2 separate regions of the Homo sapiens genome follow, and region 1 is linked to region 2. The links are chromatin loops, found by intact Hi-C in ENCODE. Cell type or tissue: PC-3. All regions are shown on one strand. Links, peaks and the distances in the headings refer to the core of each region. The heading gives the core; the rest is flanking DNA. Region 1 overlaps C1QTNF3-AMACR (C1QTNF3-AMACR readthrough (NMD candidate)). Region 2 overlaps AMACR (alpha-methylacyl-CoA racemase).

Evidence for each region. Hi-C counts contacts between places; a loop is a spot of excess contacts. Peaks named below come from ENCODE experiments on the same cell type or tissue, not always from the same donor. Only the 100,000 strongest peaks of a DNase experiment are listed, where the experiment ranks them.
Region 1: a loop joins it to region 2, with 7 times the contacts of the local background. A loop is called at or near these places in 10 of 110 quality-filtered maps.

What each region holds. Positions count from the first base shown.
Region 1 is chr5:34,050,694-34,055,091 of GRCh38, reverse strand. All of the region lies in intron 1 of C1QTNF3-AMACR (C1QTNF3-AMACR readthrough (NMD candidate)), which reads left to right. It also overlaps a transcript of C1QTNF3 not described here. Among named protein-coding and RNA genes, the nearest start is that of C1QTNF3, 9.7 kb to the right of the region's middle. In PC-3, for the core only: no CTCF peak of the experiment used is centred there; a DNase peak (open chromatin) is centred at 1,811; H3K4me3 peaks cover 1,132 bases; H3K27ac peaks cover 2,005 bases.
Region 2 is chr5:33,994,966-33,999,363 of GRCh38, reverse strand. AMACR (alpha-methylacyl-CoA racemase) reads left to right here. Exons shown (of 5, transcript NM_014324.6): 4 at 537-723. It overlaps C1QTNF3-AMACR (C1QTNF3-AMACR readthrough (NMD candidate)), which reads left to right. Exons shown (of 9, transcript NR_037951.1): 8 at 537-723. Among named protein-coding and RNA genes, the nearest start is that of AMACR, 11 kb to the left of the region's middle. In PC-3, for the core only: a CTCF peak has its summit at 1,783 (motif pointing left); a DNase peak (open chromatin) is centred at 1,823.

The sequences.
Region 1 (4,398 bases), core at 143-4,142, 56 kb before region 2:
GATTAGTTTCCTGTGTGGAACCTTCTATACAGTTTTTCCTGCATTTTTCGAAGCCTGGTCCTTTAGCTGCCAGTCAATTCTGTGAGCACCTTGTAACTTTTTGATGCAAAATTTTTCTGCCTAAGACAACATGTGATGATTTCTATTGCTGACATTCAAATCCTTAATTGATATGCGTGCTTTTTGGTCTACATATGGCAGAGAGTAGTGATGATGATAATCAAAAAGGAAAAGGAGGGAGAAAAGGGGGAGATGGAGGAGATGATAAAAAACATGGACAGATGTAGAAGATACAGACAAAACCAAAAAGGAGACAGACAGGAAGGTAAAAAAAATACAGATTCCTACAGTTGGTTTAGAATCACCACTTATTGCCCTTTTAAAAATTCTATTTTTCCATGTGCTGATAGTTTTTCTTGAGTTATGGAACACAGTGACTTCCCCTACAATCTCTTTCATAATTCAGTCAAGAAGATCCTGGAGTGATCAGGCTTAGAATAGACCAGTGGTCTGCAAATTATGGCCTGTGGGCTGCCATTTGTTTTTATAAATAAAGTTTTGTTGGAACACAGCCCGGCTCATTCATTTCTGAACTGTTCATGGCAGCTTGCAAGCTACAGTGGCAGACCTGAGTAGATGAGACAAAGATTCTATGGTCCATAGAGCCTAAAATATTTATTACACAGCCCTTTACAGAAAAGTCTACTGGCCCCTGGATAGAGCATCTGAATCTCTGGGAACTGAGATACAGAACTGTGTTTATCTCATCTTTCACGCCTCTCCTAGATGCCCTCCTTTTCCAGCTAAAGTTTCCCAGTGTGGAGGATTAATACAAGAGGTCTGCTCTTTTTCAGTGGGCTAAGATCCATTTTCCCAGAGGATAGGAGCAAACAAGGAAGAAGAGATGAAAACAGCTCAACTCTCTTTAATCCTATTGAACTCCCCATCTGGGGGCCTGGTTCTGGGGGACTCTGAAAGCCATCCTTCTGGGCAGTGTGCAGAAGCAAAAGGCTCAAGGTCACACTGCTAATTATAACAGCTGAGACCCAACGCCAGGTCTTTCCATACTCGGCCTGTTTCTCTGCTTGTCACTCTGCCTCATCAGGGAAGTCTTAATAGGAGTAGTGGCATTTGAGTTTAGCTTAGAAACCAGAGGGATAATCTAGCCAGCAAAAACTTAATTCATCTCTTTTCAGTACATAATTACTGAAGAGCAACATCTCATTGTACTAGATACACAATATGTCACCCATAATGAAGCATGAAGATCACTGGACTAAGAGTCAGCAGACTTATGCTTTGGTTCTGGAGCTGCCACTAATTAGCTGCACTGCCTTGGGCATGTTACTTCTATTTTCTGGGCTATTATTCGGTCAAATATAATAGGGTGGGGAAATGGGTTAAATGGGCTGCAGCTGGCTCTGCTTTTCTTAAAATCCTGTTGTACTGTTATTGCTCATCACACAGGTGTCCTTTCCAGAGATACACATGCCGGTTAGGTGCATAAAAACTGGATGATTATGTGCCAAAGTCTGTCTTAAATGGGGCCATCCAAGGATGCAGTTATGGAGCATGAGCATTTGACTGGATTTGTAGGAAGGCATGCAGACAGACAGGCAAATGGCTCTGAAAGATGAGAGCCCCATGTCACACCAGCAGACAGGAACCAATGGGACATGGTTCGGTGGACTCCTGGTTTAGAATCCAAGAATGCTTTTTCTTTACTGCCTAGTTTAAGGCTCAGAATAAAGAAATGTATTTGGGATGCCAACCCCAGATCTGCTCCCTTTGTGGTTCGGGTGGAGTGTCTGAAATCAGCATTACTCATGTGGAAACATTTTGCTCCTTAATAGTTTCAGAGTCCTGGAACAGCCTGTGGCAAACCATGAAAGCAGGCAAGACAGAGCAGCTCCATTATTTGCTGAATCCAGTGATTAATTTTCAAGGCACACTCAAGGTTTTATAAGGATTATTCATAAATTTATACAGCTTTATTCCTTTAAGATGTTTATCTCTGTTTCTATATAGAAATCTGGCCTTATTTTTTCAAATTCACCTTTGGAAAAATCGAAGAAGCTAAGAAAATATCTTCAAAATTGCAGAAGCCTCCCAAACTTAACACCAACACCCTGTAGTATCTGGAGCTGAATTCAGTGGAGGCATAATTTGTCCCAGCCAATTACTAAAAAAAGAAATTGTTTTTAGTGATCTGTAACCTCTTAATAGGTTTAATGACTCAAATCCTATTTTAATTGCTTAATCATGAGCAGGAAATACAAAACAATTTATGCAGACTTGATGTTTTCTGTCTAGTAATTTTCTTTAACTCTGCCCCCTTCTCCAATCCCTGAGCTGTAATAATAGCCAACATTTGACAGTGAGTGGGTGCCAGGCACTGTGCTAGGAAGAAAGTGTTTTGCTGCAGCAATGTCTCTTTTAATCTTCACAACAACCATGTAAGATAGATATCATGAGCCTCATCCTACTAATGAGGAAACTGAGACTTAGAAAGGACAAAGTAACAGCTAGAAAGTCAAGGAGATGGAACTCAAACTCAGGTGTGTCTGCAGCTAAAGTCAATATGCATCCATCTGTTCATCCATCTATCTGTCCATTCATTAGCAGATATTTATTGCCATCTATCATATGGCTGGCACTGTGTTAGGCATTAAAAGTACAGTAGTAAGAAAATAAAGATCTCGTTATGGTATAGATGATCTAGTGAGAAGAGAACAGCATTAATGAATACAATAGATAAATATAAATTTTAATTTGGAAAGTACTGCAAAGATGACATTTTAGTGCTCTGAGATCATAGGGGAAAGAACATATCTAGTTAAGGATGTCTATCGAGTGGGACAGTCCATAGACTATCTGTAGTAATAAATTAATTCTGAAAGCACAGTGGCTTAACACAATAAAGTTTAGTAATAACTTGGAGTACATTTTTTTTTAAGACGCGGTCTTGCTCTGTCACACAGGCTGGAATGCTGTGGCGCGAACTTGGCTCACTGCAACATTCACCTCCGGGGTTCGAGCAACTCTCCTGCCTCAGACTCCCGAGTAGCTGGGATTACAGGCGCCTGCCACCATGAGTACATGTTTTATAAAGGTCAACAGAGAGTTCTCCTCCACCCAGTCACTCAAGGACCCAGGCTGACAGAGACTCTGCCATCATAGCTCCACTACGTGGAACACATGGCCACCAAAGTAAGTGAAGGAGGAGAGGAAGAGTAGGATGATCTCACTGAATGTTTTCAAAGGCTAAGCTGAGGAATAGCTTGCCTCACCCACACCCATTGGCCAGAACCCAGTCAGCTGGCCCCAATTTAACTGGAAAAATGTCTAGGACGTGGCATTGTTTCTGTTGTGAGAAATCAGGAAAGGCCTCCCAGAAGAAGGACCGGACATGTAGAGGAAGTACCCTGCCTTCTCAGGAAGTATCTTGGGACAACCAAATAAATGGAGGATTTCCAGCTCTCTAAATCCTTCAGCTCCCTTACAATTGCCTTATTTGAGCTCAGGCAGTGTTTAACTAACCAGTACAGCACATACTTAATCCATTAATTTGGTTTATATTTTCCGTTTACTTATTCTACCAAGGACAGGCATTTATGGAGTATTTACTATGTGTGAGTTGCAGAACAGGCTGTATACAAAGATAATCATGATATTGTTATTTCCCTCAAGGATGTTTAATCTAGTTGAAAAAATAAGACAGATATGTAGAGTATTAAGTAATAACACAATAAAGACAATGTTGAACCACCTCAAAGGTGTAAACAATAGAAAATTTATTATTTCATGTAGAAAACAGTTGAATGGTTTGAAGACTGGGCAATTAGGTAATTTGGTGGCTCACAAATGCCATCTAGGACCAGGTTATTTCCATCTTTCTGCTCTGCTATCCTAGGGTTTGCTGTAGTGTCCCATTTTGTATGTAAACATGACTATATTCAGTGGAAGAAGAGAGAGAAGAAGTACATTTCCTTTCTGTATGTCCCTTTTCAGGAGTAAGGAGTCCTTCCCAAAATTCCCCAGCAGATTCTCTTCTTTATCATATAATGTCAAGTCCATGCCTAAAATAATCCCTGGCCAAAAGATGAATCTAGTCATATTTTATTTCCTGTGACTAGAACTCACTTTATCTGAAAGACAGAAGAACAAAATCAAGACTCTGTTACAAGGTGTTCCATGCTGGGCAGGTCTATGCAAACCTACCCCCAAAGTCCAAGGAAGCTGAGAGGTGGAAGACAGAAGCTGACATATGCAGTTTCTCTGAAAGAAACATTTAATAGGAACTTAGGAAGAGAAGCCATGTCTGCGTCTCAAGTGGTGGTGAGAGGAGATGATGGATCCCTGTGCCATTACTCCCCAAAGCCAGAACTTATATGTCAT
Region 2 (4,398 bases), core at 142-4,141:
TACATTAAATACTCAAATACAGTTTTCTTGGGATTGGAATCAAGCCAGAATAAGCCAAATTTTACTCTTATGTGATTTACCTTTAAAATGTGGTATGGTTTATACATCTGTGTGTGTTTATAGGTATGGAGATCAGAAGATGGATTTTTAAAAGCTCTTTTAATTTTTAACTTTTTATCTTGGCAGTTTTTAACATTATAAAAAGTAGAGAGAATAGTATAGTGACCTTCCATGTACCCTCACCTAGCTAAATCACTAGCATTTTGCCAATCTTATTTGAAATGGAAAGCAAAGGTCATTTCTTCTAAGTCTTATAGTATTTTTGGAACTGAATAGTGCAGCCAATTGTTATTTTAACACAAACTGCTCTAACTCACTTTCTGGAAATACCAGAGAAGTTGTGTAATTAGGTAGAATCTTCGTATACTCTAAGATAAGAATTTTTACGCAAATTTTTTTTAACTTGAATGGGAGGAATTATTCATGCTTTGACACTTGAGTTATCTGGATTTGTCTTGTATTCTGTTTTCTCAAAGGTGGAAGGAACAGCATATTTAAGTTCTTTTCTGTGGAAAACTCAGAAATTGAGTCTGTGGGAAGCACCTCGAGGACAGAACATGTTGGATGGTGGAGCACCTTTCTATACGACTTACAGGACAGCAGATGGGGAATTCATGGCTGTTGGAGCAATAGAACCCCAGTTCTACGAGCTGCTGATCAAAGGTAAGTGAACTTCACGCGTCTCCCCCAGTTCCCCTTTTGCTGTGGATGTTCTTTGGTTCTATTTTAAAGACTTTTGGCATCTAGGATGTCTTTTATTATATAGCCACTTTCTAATTAACCTAATTATAGCCATCAATATAATGTGGGGCATTTTCCATGGCTTTTAAATTGACCAGCAGTCTTACTAGTCTATAAAATAGCTGAGGGTTTTAAAAATAATAATCCCTTTTGTAGGATGTTCGGTGCTTTTATTACAGTTCACTCCTTGTGTTGGATAATCTTGACCCTGTGTGCCCAGATCTTACTCTTCCCTAGAAATGATCTCACATGGGTTGCTTTCCATTCAATATTCTACCAGCTCCTATTTCTTGGTAGATGTCCCTTATGGCACTTCAATGTCAGAAGTCACCAGAGCATGGAAAGATTTTGCCAAATGAGATTCTGTTAGAATATGTTACTATATCACTATGCCTTTGCAGATGACCTGTCTTGCAGATTCTTGCCTGCTTGGCAAGTTGTCATAAATTAGCAAGAAAATTTGGGATCTCTTCTTCCCTAATTAAATAATTGGATGGGAGTCGTTTTGTTCCTGAGAAATGTTTGAATTTAGAGTTCACTCTATAAATAATGTAGAATCTAAGAAGTTTTAGAATATACTCTGAAGTGATGTGAAAGCTGATCACAGTGCATTTACCTTTCTACTACAAGTTTAGAGTTTCATTGTTACGTTTGGTAGCTTTTCAGATGCATATACTAAAAGTTATTTGCATATAGCTGGAATGACTTTTTTTAAATTTTCCAAATTTTTGATGTGTTCTTATCTGATGGAGTAATTGTTTTTGCAAGCATCTGAGAGCATTTTATGATTAAACATATTAACTTCACCTATTCAAATATAGTTGGAAAAACTATAGAAGAACACAATGGTTTATCTAGATCATAAAGGGTACCTCTCTGTCCAGAAATTAAAAAGCTTGCCTTTTGTCACTGCTCCAAATAAATTGGAAGCTCTGGCTGCTCATGATGCTCTGGTGGAGCTCTGTGGAGCCATGAACACTGCCACCTGCAGTCTGATGAAGATAGCAAATGATATTCATTTTCTGAGTTCTGGTCCTTGGCCAGGTCTGGGAGAACTGATCTTGCTGAAAATACAACAGGAAGCAGTATCGTGCCAGGCAAGGCAAACCCTCGTCAGTGTGAAGCAATGGCCATCGTTGCAGCCCAAGTCATGGGGTTTTGTGTGGCAGTAACCGTTGGAGGCGGCAATGGCCATTTTGAGTTGGATGTTTTCAAGCCAATGATGATTAAAAATTTATGTTACACTCAGGCTGCTGGGGGATGCTTCAGTTTCCTTCACAGAAAACTAAATAGTGGGAATCCGGACCAATAAAGAAAGGATCAAGAAGCTAATGAATTAGTCGCTAATGCTGGTGACAGCTCTCAACCCTCATATAGGGTATGACAAAACAGCAGAATTGCTAAGACAACACCCCAAAATGGATCAACCTTAAAGGAAACTGCCGTTGAACTTGGCTCTCTCACAGCAGAGCAGTTTGATGAATGGGTAAAACCTAAGGACATGCTGGGTCCAAAGTGACTTAAATAAGTTTTAATGAAAATAAACGTGTAAAATTAAAAAAAAATACTGGACATTTTAAATAATTTAATGTGACAACTCCCAGGACTCCTCAGGATCCCTCAGTCCTGGGCTTGTTATTGTTGCTGTTTGTTTAATGATTTTCTTAAATTAAATCTGTATTCTTTGGCATGTGCAGCCACCGAAGTCAGCTGAGTTAGCTTCAGCTAATGATTGGACAGAAATGTCCTTAAATACCTTTTTTTTTTGTTTGCTTGTTTGTTTTAATCTAGGGGACAGGGTCTCACTCTGTTGCCAAGGCTGGAGTGCAGTGGTGTGATCATAGCCTTGAACTCTGCAGCCTTGAACTCTGGGGTACCAGTGATTCTCCTGCTTCAGTCTCCCAAGTAGCTGGGACTATAGGCAAAATTTTTTATTTTTGGTCGAAATAGAATCTTGCTATTTTGCTGAGGCTGATCTTGAACTCCTGACTTCAAGCTATCCTCCTGCCTCAGCTTCCCAAAGTACTGGGATTTCAGGCATGAGCCACTGCGCCTGGCCCTTAAATGCCTTGAACCAATAAATCTCCCATCTTTTTCTGAGGCACTATATGCCTTAACTTCTTGCTTGTGAAGAGCCTCAAGGTCAGCCAGAGGTGAGAGACGAGGGCCTTTACAGATCTCTCCCAGGCATTCATACTGCCCTGCGTGTGTACGTGTGCGTTGCCTTCTCAGGAGTTGCAAAAAAAATTCTCAGGAATATGTTGGAGCTTTTCAAAGTCCCCTATGGATATCCCATTCCCCAGTTTATTCTTTTGAGTTTTTTGGTCAGCATCTTATGAGCTGCAATAAATAACACCACCTAAGACAGCTGCGATAAAATATTGCCTTTTTTTTTTATTAAATCAACAATTTAGGGCTAGAGCAAAGTGAGCTCTGAGTCAGAAAGACAAGCCCTGAGAATGGAGCCTTTCAGGGAGCTGCCAGACAGGCTAAATAATGACAGTTCTCTGGGGATGGGATTTTGGGGGAAGCTGCAAACTTCTTTTCCTCCTCTCGGGGCTATTCTCCTGCTGGTTTTCAGAACTGACCAGAGTTGAGAGGAAGTTGTTTTTCAAGGCTACCACAGGGAGAGGGTTGAAATTAGCACAAGTTCTAACACCACAAAGCTCACTGCTCTTACTGAGATTCAGCTGTTTTTCTTGAATAAATGCTCCTTGGCTTGCTGCAAGCTTTTAATTTCCAGAATTATGAAAAAGTTAATTCTGACAGTTGTTGTTAGTGTTCTCATTGCTTTAATGCCGGTTTTTGAAGGCTGTCATTCTGCCACTCTGGAGTTAACTCCCTTCCTTGGTGTATCCTGTTATTTTAAAACATATACAGTAGTCCTCTCTTATCTGTGGGGGATGCATTGCAAGACCCCCAGTGGGTGCCTGAAACTGCAGATAGTACTGAACCTGATTGCGGTCAATTGGAAGATGTTTCTGTTTATGTCTTCCACCCACAAAGTTAATGCGTTTTCCATCTTAATTAAGCACTTATGCACTATGGCTGTAACTTTTCAGTCTGAGTTGTGACAGCAAAACTAGCATGAATTTCTTTTTCCTTCTCCCCTTCTTCACAATCTCATGAATATAAGATTCATTCTTAACAGTCGATTTTAGCAACCTTGGCTTATGAGTTTTATTCTTCCCTTAAGCTGAGAGCTTTCACCTTTTCACTTAAGGGAAGCACGTTAGGCTTCTCTTTGGCATATCCACATTGCCAGCATCACCTTTGCTTACAACCTTTGGGGCCCTTAGGAAGTAAAATAAGGGTTACTTGAACACAAGCACTGCAATACTGCAGCAGTCAACCTGACAACCTAGTTGGCTGCTAAGTGACTAATGGGCTGATAGCCCCACAGTGTGGATGGGATGGACATGGTTCATGTCCAAGGCAGGATGGAGCAGGATGATGTGAGGTTTCATCATGCATCATGCTACTCAGAACAGCATGCAATTTAAATTTATGAATTGTTTATTTCTGGAATTTTTCATTCAGTATTTTCAGACCATGGTTGACTGTGGGTAACTGAAACCACAGAAAGCCAAACCTCGG